Regions from separate parts of the Homo sapiens genome. Here all the other regions are linked to region 2. Evidence: chromatin contacts called from ENCODE Hi-C or POLR2A ChIA-PET data. All regions are on one chromosome and are shown on one strand. The core of a region is the stretch at or near the end of the contact, and the rest is flanking DNA. Distances in the headings are between cores, read along the strand shown. Region 1 holds the start of EIF4A2 (eukaryotic translation initiation factor 4A2). Region 2 holds the start of IL1RAP (interleukin 1 receptor accessory protein). Region 3 holds the start of SENP2 (SUMO specific peptidase 2). Region 4 holds the start of OPA1 (OPA1 mitochondrial dynamin like GTPase).

Region 1 (3,330 bases), core at 563-3,062, 3.7 Mb after region 2:
TGCAGTTTTCATGTTGCACAACTGCATTCAAACTTAAAAAATGGGGACAGATCTAGTACATCCAAGAGAGCGCTTCGGATTCTCAATCTATTAGTATACAACCCTACAAACCATACCTGCATACCCAGTTCTTTTAAAACTTTCAACAAAAACTCCCTGCATGCATGGACAATTAAAAGGAGGGATCTGGTAGGACCAATTTATACTAAGTTTTAAATTCTTCACAGTTGTGAAACCTGAAACCTATGCAACACGCAAGCAGTTTTTTTGAACTACACTATCAATACCTGTTGAGCCAGTTCTCTGGTGGGGGCCAATACTAGTGCTTGGGTCTCCTTGAACTCAATCTCCAACTGTTGCAGGATGGAAATAGCAAATGTGGCTGTCTTGCCAGTACCTGACTGAGCTTGAGCAATCACATCATACCCTAAAAAAAGTAGGATACACATTTACCGATCCCACATCAAATTGTCACTTCTACTTCACACCATGTATTCCATTTGGAACATTATGCCCAAATAATCAAGTGATCAGCAATGAGTATTCTCTTCATTTCAGGTCAGTCCCGAAAGATGATTGCCATCATTTCACTTTAAGGAATACAAACAGGTGCTAGTCCCCCAGAGGTTACTTTCCCTTTTATGGTTCATGTCTATGTAGAACAATTTCCTAAAAATGCCAGTTTCTTTTACCTTTAATACAGGGAATAATAGCTCTCTGCTGAATAGCGGAAGGCTTCTCAAAACCGTAAGCATAGATGCCACGAAGGAGAGACTCCTTTAAATTCATATCATCAAAGTTATCAACAATCTCATTCCAGTTGCTCTGTAAGTTAGAAAAAATAATGCACGCATAAATGAGATGAACACACTCACCTTTCCAAAGCTTCAAGATCCACAACCGTTTCTTACCTCGATGACACCATCGGGGTCCATTCCCTCTGGGCCGCCATGTTCTCTGCTGACAAGAATACTGCAGTCAGACACCCCTTCCAGGCCACCTCAACTGCACCTTAAGCGCATAGCCCTTTGCAACCCGTCTCAGCACGTTAGCCTCCCCTGCACAAGCTAAAGCAGCAGCCTCAGGGCGAATATCCACACTGTGCGCCTTCCCTAAAGGTTGGGGCCTGCGGATGCCCGGAAAGGCAGCCCCCCAGGCCCGAGCGCATGGCGATCCCGTTTCAACTGCGGAGCGTCTCGCGAGAGCTCGGAGCGCCGAACTCCGCCCCCAACAATGCGCAAGCCGGGTGATTGACGCGGGCGGAGCGGCCTGGCGAGGGCGATGCCAACGGTTCACCGGCACCGGTCCTGTCCCGTCGCCTCCGCGCCGTGGCCGAGTGGAGACCGCTGCCTCCAACCCTTCCCCAAGTAAAGCCTAGGACCCTCCCCCAACTCGTGTGGATGACCGAAAATAAAGCTTCGGGTCCTGGTTACAGTGTACCGAACTCGGACTGCGCCACGGCTTTTTACTCCATGTTTCCCGTGCTCTACACTGGGAAGGAAAGCAGCCGAAGTTTCGTAATGTCTTAGAGAGGAAAAACGCCCTTTAGCCACTGCTTTCGCACCACCGTCCTATCTCCCCACAATCCGGGCCCTACCCATCATGGAAGCTTCTGGAAGGGCACAGGAGTGCTGTACCCTAAGAAAACGTCCATTAATTTAGAGTTTTTGCCTCCGTGCCATCCACTATCATCTCCCCTGGCGCCCTATGACCTTCACTACAGACCGCGACCGCCAACAGACTGCATACCTGTTATAATCCGCGGAGCCACCAGACATGATCCGAAAAACCACTCAGCGCCCGACTGAAAAGACAGCGGCGCCCAACCACCCGTTTTTTATAGGCTCGTGGCCGGAACCCGTTTCTTGCGGAGGAATTTTCTCGCCGTGCTTCGGTCAGCTACAAAATTGTGATCCTGGGGTCGTTACCTCGGATAAAATCCTAAGCAAGTTGGTAGAAAAACCCAAATGTGGTAATTTCTCGATATTACAGGGTCGCTGGAAATCCTAGGGCCCGGGGTTGGGTTGGGACTCTTTACCTCGCGGCGGAAGAATATAGCTGCGGAGTTAGTTAAACCTCGCTTTCCCCGCCCGCCCTGCTCCTACGGGGTTTCCGCGTCCCTGACGCAGAGGCGGGCCGGGGGAGCCGCGCCGGAGCCGGAGGCGGAAACCGGAGATGCTGTTCGTCGGGCGGCCGGGGCTTCCCGCGGGTGACAGGTCCCGGCTCGCGGCTCGCTGCCGGCACTCAGGTGCGGGAGGGGAACTCGGTTATTCCGCTTGCTCCCACCGCTGTTTAATTCCACAATGAAGACCTGCCTGGCATTTAGCCCGACCGTTAACATCCATTCAGATCTTGGAAACGTAAAATTCCTGCTAGGGAAAATGTCGGCCACCCAGCGAGTCCCGGGAAGTCCGGTTTACCGGTACATTTTGCAGCGCGAGAAGGAAAAATGGAGTGTCATTTGCAGATGTCTCTGGAGTGGCCAATTCTATTCTCATATCATTTCCGGTCTCTCGCTTTCTTTTTAAGAGTGTTACTGATTTTAACCTAACAGGTGTGAGGAATGCCTGAAAAAAATCATAAACTTTTGCAAATGGATAGAAACTAAGCAGTAATTTTCCTTGGAACGCACGAATTTAAATGGACGCTTTGGCAGATACAGCTCTGTGCCGCTTTGGGACTACATCGGTTTTGATTCCGTCTATATTGGTCATTTTTTAAAGGCTGTAGACTTTGCCGATATATAGTGAAATGTTGATTTATTGAAATTCAGAGCAATAATATCCTTGCTGCGTAAACTGCACGGGTCTTTAAGCTCCAGACGTTTTCAATTAGCCCCATCTCAGGTCTCTCGACAAAAACAAAAAACAATATATGTAGTCATTTAACTTTAAAATACAACCCTACCCATGGTGCAAAATATCATCGAGACTATCAGGGTAACATTTTCTCATATTTCAGAAGGCCAACTTAAAGAATCATTACTGGGAAAGCTGACTCAATTTTCTATATTATAGAAGATATTCGGTTCTAAATACTACTTTTTTAATACAAAAATTATTTATTTATTTGAAAATTCTTATCGTGCCAGGAACTAGGACAAAGATTAAGAATACCAAGATGGCAAAGTGGGCCAGGCCCTCAGTCCAGTGGTACTGCTCCTCATTCATCCCTCTGTAATGTTCGAAATCCAGATTTGAGGTGATGCCAGATATTTTCTGAGAATGATGGTCGTCAGACATCCTTGTTGTCTCATCCAAAATCTACTAAAAATATCCTGAGATCTAAGAAATTGAAAAAATACTAAATCGAAAAAGTGACCAACCGTTT
Region 2 (3,340 bases), core at 774-3,273:
ACAAATGCTGGACACTCAATTTAAGGACGCATGGCAAAGCCAGTAGATAGTAGTAAATTATTGCATGAAGTTCATCAGAATAAAATCAATTGTCATGAGAAGGGTTAAGGGTGTGGGAGGGAATCCATTTAACTTTAAAATACCAATAATACAGGAAGACTAGTGTGGGCATGTGAATGTCTGTGTGTTCGTGTTTAAATAAGGCAAGTTTGTGTCCAGAAAGGTTTGCATTTAGCAGCATCTCTGTACAATCCAAAAGAAATATATGAGAATTTTGTTTGTTTTCTGATACTAGATGAAAAATGTAAGGTTGCTCGACTGACCTAAGAGAGCAAGGATAGAAGGCTTAGAATAATCTGTAACACAGCTGCAACTTCCAACTTTGTCTTCTTGTCTTTCTGCCTCTCACCCATTTCAAGACCCTCTTTGTCAATAAAGGATGTCTCAGATCAGGGCAGTTCACAGGCCTGAGGTTTGACCTAAAAACTAGTAGGAAATTCATATCACCGAGAAACATCAATTTTACATTTCGAGCTAAGCATCCATGATCCACATCACATATGGACAACATTCAGAAAATTCTTATTATAAAAGAGTTGCTCAAATTCAAAAGAAGAAAGACACCACATTTACAGATTTTTTTAAAATGCCTCTGTAAGATGGTATGAAATCACCTTTCTGAAAACCCACTGTCTGCAAGGTTACTATGTAACAATATTTACAATAGTTGCCATTGGTTTTGAACCAACCAGATGCCAGGCCAGGCACTGTGCTAAACATGCTACTTGAATGATCCCATTTCATCCTTCCAACTACCCAAAGGGCTCATTGTGACCATTATAAATCTCCATTTTTTGGCTGGAAAAAAAAAAAAGGAAGAAAGAAAGAAAAGAAAAACCCAGTATCGGAAAGGTGAGATAACTTGCCCAAGTTCACACTGCTAATACATGGAAGAGCTGGAGTCAAAACTCAAGTCCTCTTTCTCATCCAGTAGCTAAACCAGGGATCTGTACAGCAGAGCAGCAGAATGCTTCGCGTGGCGCCCTGGTTCACAATTTCACAACCAGAAGGTGGAGGGAAGACAGGCTGTGGGCTAGCTCTTAAAGGAAACAGCCGAAGTTTGCTTTTATGTTTGTGATTTTCTCTTTAACTCAGCTTCCTTGCTCCCTCTCAGTATTTAGAAGAGGGAAGGGGCTCTATGGTTCCATGAAGTCAGCTCTTCCCAAGTGAGGGGCACCCTGTGCCCCACAGGGCCACTAGCTCCGCTTCCTCCGGGGCTGGGAAGAAACAGTACCATAGGAGGTCACTGGCGCCCGGGCCTCGCTCCTCTCTCCCCGCGCTCCTCCAGAAGCTGGTCCGACACCCTCTGAAGGGGCATCTTTCTGAGAAAGCAGGTCAGGGGAAGAGGGAGTGAGGCTGCAAGCAGCATTTTCCCAGGCTGTCACAGCTCTGCGCTGAGAGCGACGTGATACCGAGTGGGCGTGCTGGGACACACCGCTTCCTTCTGTCCTCGGCGCTTCCAGCAGCGGTCTGGAGAAACCAAGGAGGAGATGGGGGCGGGGGGTGGTAGCGGGGAGGGGGCGGTGAGGAGGAAAACAAGGGTAGACCCCTCAAAGGGCTGAGGATGGGGGCGGCAACGAGCAGACGTCCCACAACCGCGTTACTTAAATCCCTGCAAAGCAAAGATGGGTCTCTGAACGTTTGGGTTCGAATCCGGGCTCCAGTCCTAACTAGCAGTATGACCTATCCCAGCCGCTGCCTCGTTCTGTGCCTCAGTTTCCTCTTCTGTAAAGTAGGAGGGTTTAACGATAGGATCTCTAAGAATCCGTCTACCCTGAGATTCTGCGGCTTGGTGACTTCTGAGCCCTCACGGCGGCGCGAGACTCACCTTTCTTGGGAAGCTGAGAGGGCGCAGCAAAAGCAGCCGGGATGGGTGCAGTGTCGCCGGGCACTGCTTCCTTCCGCGCCTCTGGCCAAAGCGGACCCCGGAGACCTGGATCCCGGCAGTCTTCCCCAGTGAGCCTCTTACTTTCCGCCGCACTTTCTTTTCCCCCTTTGGGGCTCCTCCCCCGGAGCGGCGCGATTGGCCACGGCCTCACGGCTCAGGCTCCACCCGCCGCCTTGGCTCGCGATCCACCGGCGCTCTGGGCTTCCAGGAGCTGCGGCCGCGGGGCGGCGTCCTGGACGGTCCCGCCCGCCGCCAGGAGGCGCGGCGCCGGGCCCGCCTGCGGACGGATGCAAGGCTGCGCTCGGCCCCTTCGGCTCCCTGCCACCGCCTGTGCGGGCTTGAGCGCGCGGGGAAAGGAGAGGGTTAGTCCTGCAGCGCAGCTCGGCACGCTGCCAGGCGCTGTGGGAAGCTACGCCCCTCACTACACACCGAGGCGCACACATGCGCTCATTGCAAGATCGTGCTCTCGCAGTTGAGATCGGTGCCACCCTGCCCTTTCTTCCTGTCTCGACGTATTTAGCAATCATGCTGCAAGGCCTTGAATCAATTCAGACTGCACGATTTTCGCAACCACCCTGTGCCGGCACAGAGCGCGGCAGGATGTAGATGCGATCTCCGCAGTCCTGAGCTCTTGCTGTCTTGAACTGACATTCATATGAGCAAGCAACAGGACATGACAGCAAGACTAAATCTGTATTGTCCACTGGTAATATACCCATTGCCTAGCACAGTGCCTGGCACAAAGTAGGCACTCAATACATGTATGGGGAACGAATAAAAGAACTAATAGGTTACATAGAAGGAAATAATCTCAAAACAAATATTTGCCTTCATTCATTTCCATTTCCCCAAGTTTTTGCAAGAGCCTTCCTTCAGCTGCCCTCTGCCACTGTAGATGGTAGTCTGTAATATATCCCGGGAAGCGTTATAAAGGCTTTCATTAAGTCATCTCTCTTGTTCAGGCACCTTCTGCTGTGTTCCTACTGCTAGTGCCTCATGATTTTTCCTGACTGGCAAGGCCCTTCATGACCTGTCCCCATTTCTGAAACCCCCTAACCAAAGCCACCTACCAGACTGACGAGTCTTCGCACATCTTCTTGCTCATCACATCTTCTTTTCTCCTCCTCCTACCTAACTGAATCCTACTAATTTATTTTCAAGAATCAAGATTCAGAGAAAGCATTTAAGGAAAAGGAGAAAAAAGATGTGAAATAAGAAAAGGGCCCAGGTGAGTGGGAAGGAAATGAAACCAGCAGGTGCCCGTGCTGCTAAAGGTGCACAGCAGTACGAAACTCAGAGGCTGCCCCTGCCCTGGCGGAGCTTCAGTTCCTAAGGTGAAATATCAGTGTAATTGGAGCCATAGAAATGTTCATGATACTTTACTTCTTGACA
Region 3 (3,330 bases), core at 13-2,512, 4.9 Mb after region 2:
CTAAAGTTGAAGAGGGGGCATAGAATTTGTATAGTATTTTATTTTCCAGATTTTTAGGTAAGGAGGTCGATACAATAAAATGGGACACTCCAAAGAGTAGATGCTAAATAAGAATAGCTTTTGGGGCTGAGTGCAGTGGCTCATGCCTGCAGTCCCAGCACTTCCAAAGGCTGGGGTGGGCGGATCACTTGAGGTCAGGAGTTCAAGGCCAGCCTAGCCAATATAGTGAAACCCCATCTCTACTAAAAACACAAAAATTAGCCAGGCGTGGTGGTGCACACCTGCAATCCCAGCTACTTGGGAGGCTGAGGCAGGGGAATCGCTTGAACCCAGGAGGCGGAGGTTGCGGTAAGCCGAGATCGCACCACTGCACTCCAGCCTGGGCGACAGAGCAAGACTCCGTCTCAACCAAAAGAAAAAGAAAAAAAGAAAAGAATAGCTTTGCGTTTCCCCCAAATTTTAACCGAATTTAAGAGTACAGACTAGTGATTGTTTTAAAGGAGTGAGGCACCTAAGCCTTTTTACTCATTCACTAATTCTAAAGCACAAAACCCTTCTGGCCCCAAACACACAGACTGTTTGACAGCTGTTTTGGAACAAAACAGGTGCTGTTTCTTGCTGCAAGGACAGTACTTGCAGTCAAAACGGCTTTGGGCAAGCTATGAATCTCACTTCAACTGCACTTAATGTCTGCAGATGACACTTGCGAGGGTGCTTTGTAAACAGTGAGCCACAACAAAGACAGTATTCCTTCAATGTTAGTGTTCAGCCTAAGAGCGGCAAAGCCCCATTTGTTATCAGCAACCAGCTTGGCCTCTGACAAGAATGTCAAAGACCCTGCCATCACCGGCCGCTACGAAGACGACCAGCTCCTCCTTCATCAGGAGCTGCCTCCCTACAGCCTGGCGGGAGCGACTACGTCACTAGGATCCCGGCGACCTGTTTCGGGTGAGCCTGGCTGAATCAAAGCTATCACGGCCGAGGAGCCCGCTGTGGGGGAGGGGGTAAGGCCAGGCTGGCGCTCAGCCCCCTCTCGTCTCACCTGTCTGAGCGCCGCCTCTTCAGGAGGGCCCGGGCAGGGGGCACCGACCGGTCGCAGAAACGGAAAATGGTGCCGAGAATCCTAACCAGCCATCTGTACATACCAGGCCCAAGCAGCAGCGGCGGCCGACACACCCCGAGACGCAAACCCCAGAGCTGTCGCCGCCGCTGCCGCCTTCGCCGTCTTAACCACCACCGCCAGAGTTCGGTCGCTGATTTGTGACGCGATTCAAGAGCCCACAGATACAGCGTCCCCAGGGCTACCAGAGGCCCCCGCCCGCCACCACTCCTGACGTCACCTCCTCCCGCCCGACCGGAAAGCTCCATTCTCAATCTGCGCACGCGCAACCTAGCACCGCTCCCTATTTCCGAGCCCAGCAACAAGAGTAATTGTGGGACGGTCCCGGCCCAATCGCTGACGAGATCGGAAGGGCTGTCGGCAGGGTTTTCTCTTCGGCGGAGCCAATCCGGAGCCGGCCCGTGGGACAAGGCCCACAGGCCACATGTGAGGCTGCTCCACTCCGGAGGAGGCGTTCCGGGGTCCCAGAGGACATTAGGTGCTCAGTGTTTGCTGAATGCACATGTAAAGGTAGATCAGGTTAATTAACACACGTTTACCGTTTTAGGCGCCCTTTATTTTGCACTTACCTTTTGCCTCGTACTTTTCACGCATTGTCACCTTAATATGCCCAGCAATGGCGTGTGACAGAGAGTCTTAAGCCAGTTTTATAAGTCAAGGAAATTGAGGCATAGAGCGATTAAGTTATTTGTCTAAGATCACAAAACTAGCTAGAGACGTGGCTGGAACTTGAACCCGGGGTCTGAGTACCAGCGCCAGTCCCTCGCCCTTGAGGTCAGTCTACTTGGAGACATGTACATAGATAATTACAAATTACAATACACCGTAAGTGGTTGCTGTGATAAAGGTATGTGCAGAGTGCAGTGGGAGCCAGAGAAAGGAAAACCACACACTGAGGGAGAGAAGGAAAGGGCAGATGTCCTCAAGAAAGGCTTCACAGAAATTTAAGGATGAAACCTGCGGCCCACTAATGTCTCCTACCCTGGGCTAGTAAGTAATGAGTCTCGTTACTCTCCCTCTATAATTCCAATGTCACACTTCTAGTTAATTGTCAACTATAGGCCGGGCGCGGTGGCTCCTGCCTTTAATCCCAGCACTTTGGGAGGCTGAGGTGGGCAGATAGCTTGAGCCCAGGAGTTTGAGACCAGTCTGTGCAACATAGTAAAACCCCATCTTTACAAAAAATACAAAAATTAGCCGGGTGTGGTGGCACGCACCTGTAGTCCCAACTACTTGGTAGGCTGAGGTGAGACGATCACTTGAGCCCAGGAGGTTGAGACTGCAGTGAGTCGTGATCACGCCACTGCACTCCAGCCAGGGTGACAGAGTGGGACCCTGACGCACCCCATCAAAAAATTATCAACTGTAAAACAAATCCCACCCTATTTAGTGATAGAAAATCCAGTCCCCTCTTCCAAACAATCCTAAGAATCCTCAAAGGTTTTCATGCCCCACAAATCCATTCCTGATTAACTTGTTTCCTACTTGTGATTCAGTTAAGGCCAGAGTTTTACACTTGCTTGAACTTCAACGCTGGCACTCCCCAGTACAGCCTCTTCCTTTCCTCAATAGACAGCATTCCAGGCCGGGTGTGGTGGCACACGCCTGTAATCCCAGCATTTTGGGATGCCAAGGCAGGCGGATCACTTGAGGACAGGAGTTCAAGACCAGCCTGGCCAACATGGTGAGACAACCCCATCTCTACTAAAAAAAAAAATACAAAAATTAGCCAGGCATGGTAGTACACTCCTGTAATCCCAGCTACTTGGAAGGCTGAGGCAGGAGAATCGCTTGAACCTGGGAGGTGGAGGTTGCAGTAAGCGGAGATTGCACCACTGCACTCCAGCCTAGGCAACAGAGCAAGACTCTGTCTCAAAAAATAAATAAATAAAATAAATACATGTGTGTGTGTATGTGTGTGTGTGTGTGTGTATGTGTGTATATATATATATATATATATATATATATATATATATATATATATGTAGCATTCCAGAATTGTGCTGCAAGCCACCCCCTAGAGCTTCAGAATCACCAGCCACACACCTGAAGCTACCACCACTCTGGCCTCGGGGGCTGGGGTCATATCCTAGAGGATGGAAGCAAATCCTAAGTGTGGACACACCCGCCTCCCTTATTCCCCTAAGCATAGCAAACACCAACCAGGCTGTTGCTGAAAGTTTGGGGCATTACAAAGCTGAGAAGACTTA
Region 4 (3,411 bases), core at 806-3,305, 3.1 Mb before region 2:
CAAAGAAATGCTTATGCTCTCATCTGTTAGGGAGCAGGAATTTAACTGTATTCTTTCACAACATGCAAAGGAACTATAGCAAAAGAAAAACTGCAGAGCTTGGGGCTTCTGGCTTCCCACATCTCTACTTCTTTAGGTAGCTAAACTGTGCCATCACCAGGAGACATTTTTAAGCCATGACTCAATGGCATCCATGGTAACTTTAGAAATAATTTAGCCCAATGACAGCCAATTAAATAAATACCACTTATAAATCAGTTTGTTTTAAAACTCCGTCTTTGTAGTTCTTCTTATACATCTTAATTGCTCCAACAGAGAATGCTATCTTCTGCAGTCTTTTCTCTTTTTATTTAAAGAAAATCAGATATGTTTCCTCACTAAATATTGAGAAGTAGAAATGCAAGGGTTGTAAATAACTTACTTTAATACCAAGGGCTGTGAACTTACTCAAAGACTAAAATTCCATGAGATTAAAAATACCTATGCAATAATTCTAACTGACTAACACTGTTAACTATTGTTATCTCATCTAGTTCTGTATTTTGGACTCCAGTTAACCTATATAAAACAAATTGGGCCGGGCGCGGTGGCTCACGGTTGTAATCCCAGCACTTTGGGAAGTCGAGGAGGGTGGATCACATGAGGTCAGGAGTTCGAGACCAGCCTGGCCAAAATGGTGAAACCCCCTCTCTACTAAAAATACAAAAATTAGCTAGGCGTGCTGGCGCGTGCCTGTAATTCCAGCTACTCCGGAGGCGGAGACAGGAGAATTGCTTGAACCTGGGAGGCGGAGGTTGCAGTGAGCCGAGATAGCGCTACTGCACTCCAGCCTGGACGACAGAGCAAGACTCCGTCTCAAAACAAAACAAAAACAAACTAACGAATGCATTCCATTCCTTATAAACACGATAAATTATCTATACCACTTAAAAAGGTCTGGAAAAAATTCAAAACAACTGCTTAGAAGTTAATTCAGGAAAACCACGTTTTTCCAATTTTGCTTGATGCATCTTACTTCCTATCAAATGCCTGCAACAATGAGCTAAGCTTGAAGGTATCTAATGATACTAGAACAAAATTTCCTATAAAATCCAATTTAATCTCATTACAATGCATATAGTAACGCACAGAAATGAAAAGATTTCTATGATTTTCTATTTAGAATTAAACCACCCCAGGGCAACAATGATTGAGATTAGAAAGGTGGTGCCACGTTCACGACCTTGCATCAAAAAGTAAGTCTCCCTCCCGAAACACAGAAAAAAGCTGCTATTGAAAGGGCATCTCGAATCACCGTCTCTGACACCGTGTGCGTCATTGCTCTAGTTCTGACTTCTATCAGCGGGCTAGGGAAAGAGACGGACGCCCCTTTCCCCGATAGAAGAGCCCAGGTACCTGAAGATGCAATGTACACATGGCGTGGAAATGGAAGAAAAAGAAGACACCGAGAGTTAGGAGAAATGTGGAGAGAGGTGACTCATGGACAGAGCCAAACCTGGCAGGGAGAGGACAGAAAAAAGGCAAAAGAGGCAACCAGAGACAGACAGAACACTGAAGACACAAGGGTGTAAAGGGCAGAGACAAAAGGACAATAGAGACGGGCCAAGATTGAGAGGCGTCCAGAATTTTCGGGTTGGGTAGGGCCAGAGAAAAGGGCCAGTATTGAAGCCGGCTCCGAACGTAAGCCCAGCCAGGGCTCCTGTCATTCTGGGTCCTCAAGAACATCTGGGAATTCTCCAACTGCCGTCGGCCTGGCCTGAGAGTCACCTGCACATTTTTGGAGATAGAGATAAGACAGCCCCACTCTCAAGAGGCCCCAGAATTAACGGGGCCAGATTAGAGCCTGCACTTACCAGGCCACAGCGGCCCGACGTAGTCGCCACATCCCGCCGGCGGGGAGGTCACGCAGGCGCCGAGACGGCCACGCGGGAGCCCCCGTGTGAGCCCCAGCCCGGCTCCCGGTCCAGGAATGACCCAGGAAGTGGCCCTCAGCAGCAAGGGCACAGAGCCGCGGCCGAGGCCCTCCCAATGGCGCATGGACTTCCGCAAGAGCCTGACAGGCACCCGTACTCAGTCCGTCACGGAAACAACCACTTCACCCTTTCTAGGCGGGCAGCACGAACGGTCCGCGGAGGACCAGCGCATGCGCACAGTGCGTCGGGAACGGACTGGAGCAATCCATCGCCTCTCACGGGGCCCCGCCCTCTTGCTTCCGATTTGGAATTCGGAATTAGCCTTGCAGGTTAGAGATTTGGCCAGGGGAGGGAGCGAGAGTTGGGCGGGAACGGGAAGGGCTAAAGGCGTGGAATGAGAATTGATGAATGCTCACCGGGAGCCATGAATTTATTAAGAGTTGGATATTGAGGGAGCACGAAGGAAACTAGAGAGTGCAAGGTGAAATACAGTAATAGCGTACTACAAACTAATGCTTGCACATTTGCCTACCTTCTTTCTTGGGCATCTTTGTTTGAAAGCACTTTCACATCGTTAGGGCAATCATGGGAGGTGAGAAGCAGGACGAAGAGTCATGGATAGGCTAAGTCCCTTAGAATCTCTGAGGATCAGATGGGAAAGGGACTTAAATCAGTTAGGCCAGTAACGGGTTTGGAATAAGCTTGTGTGGTTTATAAAAGGCGTCAAAATGATTTGTTCAACTGTTTCTTCCGGATTTTAAGCCCACCAGTTTGTTGAAATGGTCCTCGTCAAGGCCTCCACCAGCTCCCTATTGTTTGTGGCCAGTGAGCCTGCCACAGCATTCAGTTCAGATGCCTAGTGCTGAGCACTCCTTCAACTACTTTTTCTTTTGGCTCTCTGGCCATCACATTCTCCTTTTTCCCTGGAACTGCTGCTCCCAGGCTTCTTTGATGGCTCCCCTCCCAAATTTCTCAATGTTGGACAGGCCCAGATCTCAGCCATCTTGAGCTCCTCTCCTCCATCACTTTAAATACTCCTTTCCCCTTCCAACACAAACCTTTTATGTTTTGTAAGGAAACCAGGGCCCGTAAAAGGGATGTGGCCTGTGAACGGTTATGAAGCCAATTTTTAGGGACTAAAATAAAAGGGTCCTGTGCATCCTCTTTACTTCAGGGACCTTTCACCTCCTCCCCACTACCCGCCCCCCACCCATGCCACACACATACACAAATACACAGAGCATAAAGACAATTCCTTTTCCCTTAATTGTCAGAATCATAAGTCTGGACCCATGCACTCACAATACCACCAAGAGTAGACCTAGCCATTGATAGTAAACTTCCCAAATGCAGGACTCTTAGAATTTTCTTTATTTATTGTGGTGACTGTTTCAATGGCAGGTCCAGAGAGCAATTTGCTGTACCAACCTGTGCAAACTGTAGATCTTCCTGGGATTGTAGGGTTGTACAAAAAGTGTCTTTGTAATCGTTACTTCCT

The links. Hi-C counts contacts between places; a loop is a spot of excess contacts on that map. ChIA-PET counts read pairs that join two places held with the same protein, here RNA polymerase II (POLR2A). Pooled maps may share reads with other maps.
Region 1: a loop to region 2 is called in a map of naive thymus-derived CD4-positive, alpha-beta T cell, with 12 times the contacts of the local background. The contact joins the promoter of EIF4A2 here to the promoter of IL1RAP in region 2. A Hi-C loop is called at or near these places in 1 of 168 maps with a recorded cell type or tissue (naive thymus-derived CD4-positive, alpha-beta T cell) and 5 of 50 pooled maps.
Region 3: a loop to region 2 is called in a map of B cell, with 33 times the contacts of the local background. The contact joins the promoter of SENP2 here to the promoter of IL1RAP in region 2. A Hi-C loop is called at or near these places in 1 of 168 maps with a recorded cell type or tissue (B cell) and 5 of 50 pooled maps. POLR2A ChIA-PET finds 5 or more read pairs at or near these places in 2 of 52 experiments (CD4-positive, alpha-beta T cell and T-cell).
Region 4: a map of CD8-positive, alpha-beta T cell shows a loop between it and region 2 (19-fold over the local background). The contact joins the promoter of OPA1 here to the promoter of IL1RAP in region 2. A Hi-C loop is called at or near these places in 2 of 168 maps with a recorded cell type or tissue (CD8-positive, alpha-beta T cell and naive thymus-derived CD4-positive, alpha-beta T cell), 1 of 37 single-sample maps with no recorded cell type and 9 of 50 pooled maps.

What each region holds. Positions count from the first base shown.
Region 1 is chr3:186,782,059-186,785,388 of GRCh38, reverse strand. It overlaps EIF4A2 (eukaryotic translation initiation factor 4A2), which reads right to left and starts at 1,812. Exons shown (of 11, transcript NM_001967.4): 1 at 1,750-1,812; 2 at 912-957; 3 at 693-825; 4 at 288-427. The coding sequence starts at 1,778. SNORD2 (small nucleolar RNA, C/D box 2) reads right to left here and starts at 593; the gene lies at 524-593. RefSeq lists an enhancer at 907-1,136.
Region 2 is chr3:190,512,768-190,516,107 of GRCh38, reverse strand. It overlaps IL1RAP (interleukin 1 receptor accessory protein), which reads right to left and starts at 2,023. Exons shown (of 12, transcript NM_002182.4): 1 at 1,889-2,023. RefSeq lists enhancers at 833-1,332, 1,333-1,834, 2,587-2,676 and a silencer at 2,087-2,436.
Region 3 is chr3:185,584,227-185,587,556 of GRCh38, reverse strand. It overlaps SENP2 (SUMO specific peptidase 2), which reads right to left and starts at 1,262. Exons shown (of 17, transcript NM_021627.3): 1 at 1,043-1,262. The coding sequence starts at 1,143. RefSeq lists enhancers at 1,183-1,582, 1,623-1,672, 1,166-1,784, 1,785-2,403, 2,404-3,023.
Region 4 is chr3:193,591,852-193,595,262 of GRCh38, reverse strand. OPA1 (OPA1 mitochondrial dynamin like GTPase) reads right to left here and starts at 2,055. Exons shown (of 31, transcript NM_130837.3): 1 at 1,854-2,055. The coding sequence starts at 1,885. It also overlaps a transcript of ATP13A4 not described here. RefSeq lists enhancers at 1,497-1,576, 1,090-1,741, 2,177-2,226, 2,277-2,346, 1,742-2,393 and a silencer at 1,807-1,956.